2 separate regions of the Homo sapiens genome follow, and region 2 is linked to region 1. The links are chromatin loops, found by intact Hi-C in ENCODE. Cell type or tissue: heart right ventricle. All regions are shown on one strand. Links, peaks and the distances in the headings refer to the core of each region. The heading gives the core; the rest is flanking DNA.

Region 1 (8,164 bases), core at 3,681-6,180:
TTCAAGCGATTCTCCCACCTCAGCCTCCCAAGTAGCTGAGATTATAGGTACCCACCAACATGCCCAGTTAATTTTTGTATTTTTAGTAGAGACAGAGTTTCACCATATTGTCCAGGCTGGTCTCAAACACCTGACCTCAGGTGATCCTCCTGCCTTGGCCTCCCAAAGTGCTGGGATTACAGGTGTAAGCCATGGTACCCAGCCCCTATTTTGCTTTTGATAAGATTAGCTAATGGGGCTGTCTCAGAAAAAAAAAAAAAAAAAAAAAAAAAAAAAAAAAAGACTAGCTAATGGGCTCTCTTTTATTGTTTTTCTTGTTCTTGGCTTTATTTATTGATTTTATAATACTTTTGGTTTTATAATTAATTGACTCATGCTTTTATTTTCACTTAGTCTTTCCTTGGGTTTCTTTGATAGTTCATTTTCTAAATTTTTGAATTATGTACTTACTTCTTTCTTATTTATTAATATTGTTAAAACAATTAATTGGGAGGCCATTAGGCTGAGATGGTGCCAGCGCCTGGGGTTCCTATGTAGACAAACCAAAACCCAATCCCATGTACATAGTAAAATGAAAGTTACACTAGTTACACTTAACCAGTCAGAAACTGCCAACCGACCTCTAAGTAGGGACTTTCCACTGGATCAGACCCAAATAAGACAAATACCGAGCTATAACCAATCAAGTAATTTGATTATTTTGCTTCTCAATTCAGCCTATAAAGGCCTGCAGCTCATGCAGGTTCAGTGGAGCTGTCTCAACCTCTTCCGGTTTTGAGTGTTCCTGATTCATGAATCATTTAATGCTAAAATAAACTCTGTTAAATTTGTTTTGTCTAAACTTTTCCTTTTAACTACATAAATATAAAATTTCCTCTCAGCATTGCTTTAATTATATTCCATAGATTCTGCTATGTTGTGTTTTATTATCTGCATTTTTCAGTTTCTGATTTGACTTATTCTTTGTTACAAGAATTTTTCAGTTTCTGGAATGTAGGGTATTATTTTTCTTGCTTTGTTTCATTTTCTAGTTTTTAACATTAAAATCTAGTTTATTTGTGATCAGGCAACTGAAAAAAGTGCTTAGCAGGAGAAACATCTTTAAATTTCTCTGAAGGCTAGATATCTCTGGAGTGAAAGTGTGTGTGTGTGTTTGCATGTGTGTATGTGTGTACATGTGTGCAGGGGCAGAGTATGGTGGGGGAAGAGATGCTGTAAGAATTTCTTGTTCAGAATCACTTCCTTGACCCCTTTTCCTCTTCCTTGAGGAGAACATGAAGAGAGAAAGGAGGTTAGAAAAGGGGTGAGACATGTAGAGTGGTTGTTGGTGCAACAACAGTGGATTTAAGGGTTGACCAGGTAAGGCTTTTGTAGTGACAGGAACTGAATCTCTGGAGACAGGCTTAGTACTGTTTAGCTAACCACTAGGCTTTCATGTTGCTGGTGGGGGAGTTGAAGGGGTTTTGGGCAAGGCCAGAGTTGAACTGCTCCACTAGAAAAGGTTGGTAGACATATGCAAGGGAAAAAAATAGAAGAATCAGCTAGAAGCAGGAGAAATCCGTCAGGAAAGAATCAAAATGTTTCATGATATTGTGATGAGTTCTACTCTGTGGAGGATGATTCTCTGGTTTTCTTCAGAGTCTTCAGTAAAAGATCAATTTTTTTTTCATTGTTGTGTGGTGAGGTTGGACCTTTTGGAAGGACTTATCATTATCAGCTGGGGATGATTTCAGATTGTCTTAGGGGTGAAAGCGGAGGCTGTCCATGGAAGCTACTTTGCCTGGGTGAGGCATTTAAGATCTTGATATAAAAAATGTGGACCTGTAGCCCAAGGCATGAGGGAAGAGCTCAGAGTGGAGGGCTGTGAGAACCTGAATCTGGCTGCGGTTTTCCCACTTTCTGTGGGCTACGGGGGAGACTGCTGACATTGTTTTAATATTGTTAAAACAATATTTTAACAGTATTGTTTGAATATTGTTGAAGATCTCAATTCTTCAGGAAAAAAATTTATGTGATAATAGCTTACCCTCCATCTCTTTATGAAATACTGCAAGAATTCAGAGCTCTGGATAGGGTCGATGCACCTGGGTTTACTGCTGACTCTGCTATTTAATTTTGACCTTGGTCAAGTTACCTAATCCTTCTAAGAATCAATGTCCTCCCATGTTAAATTAGAATAATAATGTTGCTTGCTTCACTGAGTTGTGGTGATGATTAAGTGAGATAATCCAAATAAACTTGTTTATCAGAGTGCCTGATAAGCAGCATATGCTCCCAACCACTGGTATCTTAAGCAAGCAAACTGCTAAATGAAGGAATAAATGACCAAGAATACAAGGAGACCTGGTCCAGGCTGAGTGAGCATGGCTTAGCCTTGTAGTCGTGGGCAGTTCATTGAATTGATCTTGTCTTCAACCTCCTGATTCAGTTCAACCCTTAATTACTCAGAAGGTGTTCTGACAGACATCACAAGTCACAACACGTCTAGTCCTCTGTTTCCCATTTGCAAAATGATAGGGTTAACTAGTTGGTTTTTAACATCCCTTTCATCTCTAACTTTCCATGATATCATTATAGTTATTACCCTCAACATCTGTGACCCTGGGCTCAGTCATAAATTCTGCTCCTAATTATCCATGCTTCAGGCCAGCAAACAAAAAACTAAACAAACAAAAAAAATACAAAAAAACCCCCACAAAACCCCAGTGCTTTTTCACTTCTGGATGTCAGGCAATATTCACATTAGCTCAAATAGTCAAACATAAACACACCTGTGATGGTTAATATTAAGTGTCAACTTGATTGGATTGCAGGATGCGAAGTATTGTTCCTGGGTGTGTCTGTGAGGGTGTTGCCAAAGGAGATTAACATTTGAGTTAGTGGACTGGGAAAGGCAGACTCACCCTCACTCTGGGTGGGCACAATCTAATCAGCTGCCAGCCAGGCCAGAATAAAAGCAGGCAGAAGAACATGGAAAGACTACACTGGCTGAGTCTTCTGGCCTCCATCTTTCTCCTGTGCTGGATCCCTCCTGCCCTCAAACATTGGACTCCAAGTTCTTCAGCTTTGGGACTCGAAACTTCGACCACAGACTGAAGGCTGCACTGTCGGCTTCCCTACTTTTGAGGTTTTGGGACTCAGACTGGCTTCCTTACTCCTTAGCTTGCAGATGGCCTATTGTGGCACCTTACTTGTGATTGTGTGAGTCAATACTCCTTAATAAACTCCCCTTTATATGTATGTCTATCCTATTAGTTCTGTCCCTCTAGAGAACCCTGACTAATATAACACCCATACACATTTCACTTTTCTGTATTTTTTCCAAGTTTCCTTTTAAAACTGATACCACTGATATCATCACTTTAAGAGCTTATAAACTGGATGGCCCCTAAGATCCATAGTCACTGAAAAAAGGATAATATACTTGCAAATAAATCAGGGTGGACTATAATGAAAATTGTTGTATGTCCTCTCTTGAATTAGGAGGTAAAGGTATGGTACAAACTTTGATGCCAGACAGACCTGAGCTTAAATGGTAGCTGATGACACTTACCAGCTGCATGAACTTGGACTACTTAATCTCTTCAAATTTTAGTTTTTCATCTGTATAATAGAGCTCATGAGATGATCCAAGCATATTGTTGAGAAAATTAAATAAAATAGTGATATAAAAGGGTTCAGCAGGCACAGCGCACATTTCTTTCTTCTGTCTTATATGGCAGCCATAGATTATAAGATGTGTGCATCCAGGGGCCAATGACCTTGGCACTCTGAGTTTTTGATCTGATACTACAACCAAATGGCAATCTTATGTTTGTTGCTAAATTAAAAAAAAAATCTTTAAATTGAAAAACAGAAAGTTACTTCCGTAAATTAGGTCTCCAGTGGTTATTCACTGCAGTGTTATTCAGCATTTTGAAATTCTTTGACCTGCCCTGAATTTCTAATTATCCCATGTCATGCTACCTGAGGAGGAAGTGCTTGTGAGCTCTCCTGGGAAGGCTATGTGTGTTGGGGAGAGGACAGGAGGGCAGTAAGACTCCGAGGACCTGTCCACATGCTGGCATGAAGGAGATGGTGGGAGAATATGATGGTAAAGAGGAAAAATGAGAAGGTGTGAATGAAGGAGGCCAAAATGCTGTTAAATAGGAAAGTAAACCTTATTTGCTTTTCATTTGTCATTTTGCTCTGTCCAATTGGTAGTAGATATTCTAACAAACAGTAGAATCTTTCAAATACTGACTAGAGAGAGGTTATTTTCAGGCTTGAGGGCGTGAAAAAGAGAAGCAAAACTAAATAACTGAAAACCAAACAACCAAGTGCTGATTAACCGAGAGCTGGCTCTAAAAAGAATGAAAACATCTGCTGGCTTTGTTGAAGGAAAATACCAATCCCTTTGGGTTTTTACTGCAACAAATCCTGTTCACAATTTTATGTTTGGGAGTGATCCAGGAAAAAAATGACCTCTCCCTTTCTGGTAATGAATTTCTCTTCCCTTTTGAACTTTAAATATGTTAATTTAATCCCCAGATGGTCACCAAAAAATATGTATTGACATACTATAGATCCTGATGTACAGCTTGAGGCCTTGCTTCTACCCTGCTACTCCAATTCTCCTGCTTCTAAACATAGTGCTCATGAAGAGGAAGGTTGCCTGGCCAGGCCCAGCCCAGTTCAAGACTGTCCCTCCAGTGTTTATAAGAATTTTGCCTTTTTGTCATAATGTCCCTTCACTGACTTGAAGCATTCCTGACACACCAACAATTTCACAGATTGGTTAGGAACAGAAAGTCAGTGGAATGGTATCAAAACCACATTACTGGGCTTGAAATCACCAACATTTGGAACACATTATCCTACAATATGGTAAATACCTCCCAACTGTGAATTTATTTATTTACTTATAAAATAATTCAAGTATCTCCTCTCATAAGAAAAAGATACACAGTAGATTAATCAATCTTTTTATTTTTTTTTTTGAGACAAGATCTCAGTGTTGCCCAGGCTGGAGTGCAGTGGCATGATCACAGTTCACTGCACTGTCTTCACTTCCCGGGTTCAAGGGATCCTTCCACCTCAGCCTCCTGAGCAGCTAGGACCACAGGCATGTGCCACAATACCCGGCTAATTTTTATATTTTTTTGTAGAGACAGGGTTTCACCATGTTGTCCAGGCTGGTCTCGAGCTCCTGAGCTCAAGTGATCCACCTGCCTTGGCCTCCCAAAGTGTTGGGATTACAGGCTTGAGCCACTACGCCAGGACCATGGTAGGTTAATCTTAAAACAAACAAAAAAAGCATTGTCTGAGCTTGACTCTGTGAGCAGTACTGAAGATGCTTAGAAGAGTCTGTGCTCCTGTTAATACTGATCGTCATTGCTTCCCAATGTCTAGTTAGTTAGAAGCAGAATCTGTGCAAGGTGGGGAGTCATCTTTCTAATCTTGGACTCATTGGCATTTATTAAGTTCTGAGCCCTGTACTGGAGGGGTGGGGGGAGTCTAGAAGCTATAGGAGATCTTATCTGTCTTCAGCAGCATCCACACCTGCTCTCTTTACCATCCGGAACCCTCCAAATATGCAAGTGGGCTAAAGCTGCACATGTAGAAATCATTATGTGAACGCTTGAGCATTAATATAAGTACTTATCAAAACAGCACGGCTGGGCCTGGTGGCTCATGCTTGTAATCCCAGCACTTTGGGAGGCTGAGGCTGGTGGATTGCTTGAACCCAGGAGTTCAAGACCAGCCTGGGCAACATAGGGAGATCATGTCTCTACAACAATACAAAAATGAGCTAGGTGTGGTGGCTCATGCTTTTTGTCCCAGCTACTCAGGAGGTTGAGGTGGGAGAATCACTTGAGCTTGAGAGGCAGATGTTGCAGTGAACTGAGATCGTGCCATTGCACTCCAGCCTGGATGATAGAGCAGGACTCTGTCTCAAAAAAATAAATAAATAAATAAAGTATATGAACATCTAAGGATGCATTAGAACCATTTGCAAACTTAATTCCATGAACGAAGTTTTACTGAACAATAGCTTTGTGTAGGCAGCTGTGCTCAGAACCATAATAGGATGCACAGATGATAAGTCATAGATCTCCCTTCAATGAATCCATAGCCCGGAAGAGCAGATTTTTAAATCCCCAAAATATTAAGAAATTAAGATCCCTCAACTACCTAATTCACATAGTTTTGGGCACTTCCTATATCCAGTGATGACTTTCATATTTTGTTGATCTCGCTGGCTCTCTTCCTATTTTATTTGTTTTCTTCCTTGCTCCACAAGTTTTGGAAATGGCTTATAACAAGAAGGCATGCCATAAAATAATGATACAATATTACAAGAAAAAAGAAAGCATTGTCATCATTATAGGTGTCTTCAAATCCTGCTGGTCCACTTTTTCAACAAACTAGCCTCAAGATTCTGGCATCTTCAACAGTTTATGTTCTCTCTGCCTCAGTTACCCATTCTCCTTGATAGATCCAACCTTGGTCTTACCAAGAGGAGCTCCACCTCCTCTAATATCTTAAGCTCTCCTTTATCAATTGTTAACCAACTTTCTATCCTTTCTGTTCTCTGCCTCTCATGACCCCAGTGTTTGTTATTCAACCTCATTCTATTTCAATACACCAGCCCTTTAAATGCTCCTTTCCCTTCCCATTGAATATCCTCACCTGTGGCTTGTTTCCTTCCTTATCCAAACTAAATATGGGCTGTGTCTCTTGAACCACTGTCTTTCTGCTGCACCTGTCTCTCCAATTTCCACAAGTGGATCATCCTGATTCTCTGCTGTCTCTTACTTTGGTATGTCACTCCACTACTTATTGCTGCCCCTGTACATTCAGGGTCTCCAAACCCAGACTGGTCCTCAGAGTGCTCTGTGTCCTTTAAAAAATTGCCTTTTTCAGATCCCCTCTCCTTCTCTACCGGGGCCAGACTTTCACTACTCTCTTCAAGCTACCCTCCCCATCTCCTCTGCACCTTATTTCATAGAAAAAATTAAAGCCGTCATGTATGATATCCCCGAAACCCAAGGATTCCTTCTTATGAAATATCTGCCTTCTCACTATCCCTACCTCCACACCTTCAGCTGCAGTAGAAAAGGTGTTCCTTCCCTGAATAAAGTTTATTCTTCTGGGTTGCTGAAGCAGTTTTCATGAGGAAAAGGGAGGTTTCCACGTGTCAGCTGGAATCCATGCTTCTGCATCCTCTCCCTTTAAGGTCATTGCTTGGGTAACTATTTCCTAATATCTACCCTTATAATTGGATCTCACTGTTAAATCTAGGCGCTCCTTCATGGGCTCATTATTTAAAAATCTGGGGGCAAGTGGTAAGATTTGTATGATGAGATACAAATGTGCTAATTTCTTGACTACCTTATTCCATATTCTATTTTGGATTCTGCATTGCTAACGTACCCAGGACTTACACTTTTTATTTAATTTCTTTTTTCGGTTTCCTGTTAGTTCTTATCAAACTAGGATTTAAGAGAACAAGGTTCACATTTACCCATACATGGAACAATCAGGGCCAATATCAACAATCTGTTGACAGGAGAACAGGAGAGAAGGTGCTCATAAAAGTTAATAAAAACGGAGCTTCAGATGATCCTCAACAAAGGAAAATGATCTGCAGAAACAGGAAGCTCTTCATTCCAAATCAATTTATTTTGACAATATTAGATTATATATACAAACTGGCCTGACTCAGGGTTTTTTCATATACTTGCTAAGTCTTCCGTAGAGGAATGGCCTTTGGGGAAAAAGCACCCTGAGTCAAGCTAGCCTAGGTAAAGCCCCACCCGGCTCAGTGCCAAGCCTGGCATTCAGCACTCTGAAGATGATTACCCAAGCCATCAGGTACACAGAATTTCTGTCATTCAAATGATGATCACTAAGCCAAACTTCTGAACCATCTCAGGGAGAAAGATGTAACTCTAAGTTTACTAAGCTGGCGCCACCAGCACTTTTGTGGTGGATACACGATTGCTCAGCAGGGGTCCTGCCTCCCTTCACCAAGATGCTTCTGCATAGCTGCAGACCTTGCTCGTGCTCAGCCAGAAAGAACTGAAGCCTTGGGAAAGAGGAGTTTAACACAGAATCCATGTCGTGGGCATTTGCGAAATCTCCTGCGAGACACTCCCGCAGACAGAAGCAGTGTAGTGTG
Region 2 (8,164 bases), core at 2,115-4,614, 240 kb before region 1:
CCCTCAGACAATACACGCTAAACACCCTCTTCTCCCTCCAGTTTATAATTAGGCCCTCATCACAAAAGCTCTTCTCTTTCTATACAATTGCATCCCATTCCCATACACCTTCCAGGTATGGCTCATTTCCAAAGTCTTTCCTCACTTTTGCTATCTACTTCCCTGACTCGTCCTAGTTGGCTCCCTCCTGCCTTCTCTATGGGTCCCAGATATGGAACACGGTGTGCAAATGCAAATAAGGATTGCATGGACTGGGACTAGAGATGAGGAGTCCCTTGTGACTCTGACAGCCCTCTAAATAGGCTGCTGATGGGGGAAAGAAGCAAATGATCTTGAGAGACTTTTTTTATTGCTTCTCCTTATTGAAAAAAAAAAAAACCAGGAATAAAATGTAAAAATCATCACACCTGTCTCTGAAATGCTGCTCTTGCATGAACATGCACCTGCATGTATCAGTAGCATGAAAGGAATTGAAACATTTGACCCATCCAAAAAGAAAAAAGAAATCCCCCACGTAGATTAGCCTGCAGCTCTCCACTTCTATCCCCAACCCATCAAGAACCAGACTTTTTGATTTGCATCTGCCACCACACCCAAGTCCCTGTGAATGCTGTGTTAATTTGAATGTACAATCAACAATACTTCTCTTTCTCTTTTTATCATCTGTGCCAGAGACAACAAATGCAAATGGTGAGGTATAATTGGCATTAGAGGCACCCAAGTGAGTGCTAGCATAGCATTAAGGTTAACTGCCTATATGATAATCTCCAAATAACCAGAGAGAGACAAGTACCTTACAACAGCTGTGCAGGACATAAATAAAGCTTTTCTGACTTTTATGCACATAGTCTTAACCATAAATGTTACATCAATTTTTTTTGTATTACTCATGGGAGACAAGTTATTCTTCTAAGGATTTGTCCTTTTGTTTTTTTAAACCTAAGGCACATGGAACTAGACTGGGCATTAAAGTTTTGAAAGTCCTTAGAATTGGGCAATTTCTTGTAATATTGGGGTAACTGCAAAAAGAGGGGGAGTGGGTATTGAGCCTGGTGGTTAGGCTCAGAGCCAAGAGAGAAGTTTCCCAGAAACTGTTGGATCTATTTTCTACCCTCCTGGAAATTCCATCTCTTTTCATTAAACTTGTCCATGATATGAGCTGTTGTTCTCCCCATGTAGTTTTAAAGACAAGGCATTGCTTTAAAGCTGAGATACCCATGGCTTGTTCTGTAATATACAAATTAAAATAGAAATGAATACATAGAAAAAGCAAAGTTGGTTCTTTGGCCAGAAGCTTGCTTCCACAGTCATAAAGATACAGACAGGTAGATCTATCACTTTAATTTAAAAATGAAAATCCCTTTAGAAAACTGCCAGACATTCAGCCCTGGCCAAATGGATTTGAAAGGATTGTTATTTCTCCTGCTGTCAACTGGCTCTGGGAGAGTTACTGCTGGCAGGCTCATTCATAGAAGGATTTGCAGTGGGGCCACCAATGTACCATCATTCTTGACTTTGAAGGAAGAAGGTATGGAAAGTTGGGAGGAGGACTGAAAATAATAGCATCTATATACTGAGTATTTGATAAGTATTAAGTAATGTATGTTACTTGCATTGTCTTAGTGATCATTCTACGTTACTATTATTGACTGGATTTTATAGATACTGTATTAGTTTTATATTGCTGCTGTAACAAATTACTACAAACTTAATGGCTTAAAACAAACCAAATTTATTATCTTATGATTCTGTGGAAGTCTGACACTGGCTACAATGGACTAAAATCATAGCATCAGAAGGGCTGCATTCCTTTCTGGAGGGTACAGGGAAGAATTTTCTCACCTTTTCCAGCTTGTAAAGGCCACTCACATTCTTTTTTTTCTTTTTTCTTTCTTTTCTTTTTTTTTTTTTTTTTTTTTTTGAGACTGATTCTCATTCTGTCACCCAGGCTAGAATGCAGTGGCACAATCTTGGCTCACTGCAACCTCTGCCTCCCAGGTTCCAGTGATTCTCATGCCTCAGCCTCCTGAATAGCTGGGACTACAAGCATGTACCACCACACTGTATTTTTAGTATTTTTTTGTAATTTTTGTATTTTTAGTAGAGACAGGGTTTTGCCATGTTGGCCAAGCTGGTCTTGAACTCCTGACCTCAGATGATCCACCCACCTTGGCCTCCCAGAGTGCTGGGATTAAAGACATGAGCCACCGTGCCTGGCCAACGCCACTCACATTCTTTGGCTTGTGGCCCCTTTCTCAAATCTTCAAAGCAAGCAAAAGCTGGCCGAATTTTCCTCACATCACATCACTCTGACCTTTTCTGCTTCCCTCTTCCACTTGCAAGAACGGGGGTGATTACATTGTATAACTGGGCAGCTTAATTCAAAATGCATTTTAAACTTTTTGTTTCCTTTCACTTGGGTTTCAAGATATAATATTGAGGCAACTGGCAGAAGCCTTTTTCCTTAGCCTTAAAATAGATTCCATGCTTTTCTCACCTTATATATTCCCTTCACTTTTATCGCACTGTATGCTAGTATCTAATTGTGTGTCTTCTTGGAAGTTCCAGGGGCTTAATCTTGAAACAGGGAGACCAAGTCTGGAGACCCAGCTGCAAAGTTCCAGAGATTACTTCCAGGTGGCTCATTAACAACCTGGCCATTGTTGTGATGACGTCAGCCTGAGGTCTCAGGTCCCAGGTCCCAGGTGGACTGAGACCCAAGACAGCCACCAGAACAAGACACACAGACATTGTACTCAGCCCAATGCTTGAATGCCTTCCTTATCAAGTTTTCCCATTTTAAACCCTTGCCTTCCCCCCAAAATCAAAGCAGTTACTTTGGATAGGAATCCAGCTGCTTCTTCTTTACTAGTTTTGGTTAATAAATTCACTTTCTTCCTACCGGACTTCACTCTTGTTAATTGGACTCTGCAAGTGGCAAGCATCGGGACCTACATTGTTTGGTTACAGTCAGATCCACATTAATAATTTGGATAATTCTGCACCTCAAGGCCGGCGGCTTAGCAACCTTAATTTCATCTGCACTCTTAATTTCCCCTGGCCATGTCGCCTCACATATTTAGTCTCCAAATGTGACATATTTGGAGGTACCATTATTCTGCCTCTGTAGATAGAAAAGGAGGAGTCGTCTAGGCACAGTGGCTCACACCTGTAATCCCAGCATTCTGAGAGGCTGAGGTGGGCAGATCACTTGAGGCCAGGAGTTCAAGATCAGCCTGGGCAACATGGGGAAACCCTGTCTCTACTAAAAATACAAAAATTAGCCAGGTGTGGTGGCAGGTGCCTGTAATCCCAGCTACTTGGTAGACTGAGGCAGAAGAATTGCTTGAATCCGGGAGGTGGAGGTTGCAGTGAGCCGAGATGTCACCACTACACTCCAGCCTGGGTGACTCCAGCCTCTCTCAAACAAACAAACAAACAAAAGAAAAGGAGGAGTAGAAGGGTTAAGAAACTTGCCCAGGGTTACATGGCTACTAGGTAGTGGGGCTGAGACTAGCTTTGAGCCAAAGCCTGATCTGAAAATAGGAAGAGGAACAAGGAGAAAGAAAAAAGAGAAAGAGAAAGTTGAGAAGAAATTTTCCTACTATGGAGAAAATGAACATTCTTTTGCAATAAATGCATGGCTTATTATGAGTCAATCAAAAAAGGAAGAATGTGTGCACTGACAATTTGTCTTTGCTAACCATTTCCTTCATTCTCCCATTTAACCTGTAAATAGTTTGCATAAATCATAGTTCACCAAATTACATTGGCCTCACTCACAACACTGGTCTTTTTGGCGTTGTAGAACACACCAGGGTGTTGATATCGACTTCATAACAAAGCAGGGATGCAATATGAAGGTACTAATATGTGCACAAACACACATGCAGTGTACCAAAACACCACACCAAGATGCACACTAAGCAAGTAGGTTAGTTCCACAGAGTCTTTGTGGAGAGGATTTAGATGAAGAGGTGAAGGGGATGGGGGGCAAGTCGGGATGAATGTCAAGAAGACTTTTTCTAACAGAAGGAACAATGAATCATCTAACAACGAGACTCTGCAGATGCTGGAAGACCCCTTGACCCCATATTTAAAGCTATTTAGTGTGTATTCTCATTGAGGACTCTCCCTTTTGCTTATCTAGAAGGCATATGCAAGGAGGGGATAAAAGAAAGAAAGGGCAGAAGCTCTTCAGCAGTGCTCTTGCAATGATATTGCCTATAGCTCCTCCATCTCCTACTCAAGTGGATTCACAGAATTTTAAAGGAATATCTGAGATCACCTGGTGCAATTCTCCATACATAGATTAGAAAACTGAGCTTCAGGACAACCAAATAACAATGAGAGTCGCACAGCTGATTTCAGCAGTTGAAACTAACATGAAGCATCCGTTCTAAAGTCCAATCCAATCAGCAGGCAGAAGTCACATGAAATTTATGCTTACATCCCCTTAAGAGGGCTCCATGCTGGAGACTGACACATGCTTTCTGAAAAATCCTGCACAAACAGCTTTTCTTCCAGTACTGGAACCAATGGCTCTTTCCTCAGTGCATTTCAGGGACCAGGTTAAATAAAAAATACATGTCTTTAAATGTGAAAAGCACATTTGCTATAGGAAGATGCTCGCCCTGTCAGAGGCACTTGGGAACTGAAACTGAGGCAGGACTGGTGGATACACATCCCCACCTCATACTCATGTTAGGACCTACACCCTCCCTGAGCAGAAAGCCACATGCTAGGGATTTTTAGTCTTTGTGAGATACAGTGTATACAGAGCCCCCAGGATCAGGAAAAGCATAACAATTTGCCTATTTCAAACTTGCTGCTGTGGGTTCTAAAAGATTGTGTGAGTGGGTCAGTTTCTAACCTGGTTTTACGAGGCCTCAACTGAAGGATGAGCTGTCTTGGAAACTGTCAGGTCTGACTTGTCAGAAAGGTGGGCCAGACTGAGATGTCTTTGAGCGTCCCAGGTACAAAATTCTCTGGCAATTCAGCATAACCTCCAGGTCTGCTATTTCCTCTTGCATTGATCAGATTACATGGGCAAATGTGCCATTTTTGAAAGGCCCCAAACCCTGAATTGTCCTATAAAGTATCCCATTCTAAAAGATGTCTAACATTATGAGATTCTCAGCCTTTTGGCATTTGTTGGGGAAAGATATCTCATGTTTCTCTAGCTTTTAATTCGTTTGCCTCCCCTCCCCCCAGGTAAAGAAGGCCTAATTCATCCTGATGGCAGAGCTCCTTCCTCCTTCCCAGGGCATAACTCAAGGGTTTCTAAAATGGCATTTCTAAGGCGAAGAGGAATCTCCCTCCAGGGACATTAATGTCATCACAGATGCTGTGGCAGTAGTAGAGATAGGTAGGGGTCAGCCTTGGAGGGTCAGCAAAAAGGAAATTTAATGAGATCCTACTGGAAATCAAGGGTCATGATATCATCAGTGCTAAGGGCATGACATAGCTGAAGCAAGCTCTCAAATGGAGCAGGGTTCCCAGACACAGGGACAGACTTCTCTGGCAGAAACAGATATCAGCTGGCAATCAAGCAAGAGAAATGCTGCTGGGTAGGTGAGTTCATTCTATGCTTGGACCTCACATTATGGTGCAATTACTCTGCAAGATTATTACCTTGTCCATTAACGGTGTCCGTATGTGAGGACAGCTGCCTCTTTCTCCACTGAGGACCAATGGAAAGATGAGCCTTGACCAGCTCTGGAGGCAAAGGGGGTTCAGAAGCTCAGAGAGTCCGCTCAGCCCTGACTGATATCAGAAGTTATGAACTCCTCCTTTAAAAAGAAGGGAGCCCTAAATGAAAAATGGTGTAGCCACTTTGGAAACATTGTGGGGGCTCCTCAAAGAATTCAAAGAGAAGTATGTGATCCAGCGATCCCACATTTTATACACCCAGAAGAATTAAAAGCAGGATCTTGAGAAGACATCTGCACTCCCATGTTCCCATGTTCACAGCAGCATTATGTACAGTAGACAAGAGGCAAAAGGCACTCATTCATCAACAGATGAATGGATAAACCAAATGCAGAATGTGCATACAATGGAATATTATCAAGCTTTAAAAAGGAAGGAAATTCTGACAAATGTTACAACACGGATAAGCCTTGAAAACATTACGCTAAATGAAAGAAGCCAGTCGCCAAAAGACAAATACTGTATGAGTCTACTTATACGAGGTACCTAGAATAGTCCAATTCGTAGAAACAGAAAGTAGAATGGTGGTTGACAGGGACTGGGGGGAGGGGAAAGTGGGGAGTTGTTTAACGTATATGTAGTTTCAGTTTTGAAAAATAAAAAAGTTCTAAAAATGGGATGTTCTAAAAATGGGATGTTCAACAATGTGATTGTCTTTAACAGTACTGAACTGTACACTTAAAAATAGGGAAGACAGTACCTTTTGCTATGTGTGTGTCTTTTTTACCATAATCAGACATTTAAAAAATTACAAAAAATTGATTTTTTAAAGATAGGAGACCTTAACAGTGATAAAACAAACAAACAACAGCAATAAACCCTTGTCTTAACAACTTTATGAGGTCAGCTTTCCTTTCATTTTCCTGGTAGAGAAGACTTTTAGGAACATCAGCACAGGAGAAGGATTCCTTGGAGGGCCTGCTCTAAAGGCTGGTGAGTCTATTTAGTCAGGTTATTCTGGAAGCCAGCCAACATACAAAAAATACAACAGTTAAGATATAAATGCTCTGTTATGCTTCTCTCTCTCAAAAAAAAAAAAAAAAAAAAAAAGAATGAATGACTAAATAAATAAAAGGTGATTCAAAATTCTCTGGCCTGTTTCCAGGATCAAGCCTGGGGAGCCGCATTAGAGTGCCCACCCTGAGTGGTACTCCACACCTACACACTTCTCTGTTCTGCTGGTGCTGCCCAGGAGACCTGGGAAACTTGGCATGTGAATGGACAGTGATGGATAAATGAATCAATCTTTCTATTTTGCTTTGAAAGTACACCTCCAGCTTCCTCCTCTCTAGGGTGCCAGCCCTGCCCCCTCAGGCTGTGTTAGACCCTGCTATGTGCACCTATATTGTTCTCTGCATCTGCATACTCGTATCTCAGCATTTCTTGTGTTATAGTGTAATGACTTGGTACATCTCTCTCACCCACAGGTCTGTGAGATCCTTAAGAGCAAAGGGTTTCTGACCACTGCCATAATGCCTAGAATATGGCTGACAATAAGTAAACATCATATAATGACATCAGTGACTGGTTTTGCATTCTCAAGATGGGAATGCCCTTTTTGGACAACTAGATATGCACATGGAATAGTCCAGGTCATTTTCTGGCTCCGGTGGTGTGCTCGTGCTCAGAGCTTCTTCGAGTTCTACCTTCACCTTCCATGACTTGCCTCCTTTCTCCAATTATTCATCCCTTCCCTAAGTATGTGCCTGTGGTTTCTGTTTGATTTGTTTGGGTTTTACATGTCCTTATTAGTCATGTGTGGGTGTCCCTGTGCTGCTATTATCTTCTGAACTTCTCAAGGACAAAGTATCCAACACATTCTTTGTGTCTTCCCAGAGCACCCATCCACACACTGAGACAGCAAGTTTAAAAGCAGTTACTGTTTGAAGAATATCCAACACGAACTGCTGGGCTGACACCTCTACCTGCACGTGTTGCCAGGACCTCAGAAAGTGAACAAGTCATCTTTTCTCCGTCAACCAGCTCATTTTTCTGAATTCCTTGAGGGGTGGTGGTTTATGTTTTTGCTTTTCCAGAAAGGGTACTTTTCTTAATGGCACATATTCTCCTACATCCTAAGACTTGAATGAAGCCTTGCTATGATCTTTGAGCTTGACTTTCTTCAAACTTGCCCTATCTTGTCCCCACAGAAAATTTAGGCACTGACTTCTACTGATTATTTCCACAGAATTTTCTCCCTTTTCACCTCTCCCAATTGTCATCACCCCGTAGCAGCTGACACCTAGACCAGGGGCTTTGCATGCCAGTTTCTATCTGTCAGAGTGGCTGTCTAGGCAGAATAGAGTTTTGAAAAGACTCTGATGCCTTGTCTCGGATCAGCAGGAGAGAATATTTTAATCAATCAGAGGTGTCTGTCATGGGTATAGGAGAAAGTAGCTGTGGTCCAAATGCTGAGATTCTGTCATCTCTGGCCAAGATAAATGCAACAGTC

The links. A loop is a pair of places that touch in the nucleus more often than their neighbours do. Peaks named below come from ENCODE experiments on the same cell type or tissue, not always from the same donor. Only the 100,000 strongest peaks of a DNase experiment are listed, where the experiment ranks them.
Region 2: a loop joins it to region 1, with 7 times the contacts of the local background. A loop is called at or near these places in 1 of 110 quality-filtered maps.

The regions. Positions count from the first base shown.
Region 1 is chr5:68,134,193-68,142,356 of GRCh38, reverse strand. No RefSeq gene overlaps it. Among named protein-coding and RNA genes, the nearest start is that of LINC02219, 52 kb to the left of the region's middle. In heart right ventricle, for the core only: no CTCF peak of the experiment used is centred there; no DNase peak of the experiment used is centred there; H3K27ac peaks cover 1,308 bases.
Region 2 is chr5:68,367,767-68,375,930 of GRCh38, reverse strand. No RefSeq gene overlaps it. Among named protein-coding and RNA genes, the nearest start is that of PIK3R1, 160 kb to the right of the region's middle. In heart right ventricle, for the core only: no CTCF peak of the experiment used is centred there; no DNase peak of the experiment used is centred there.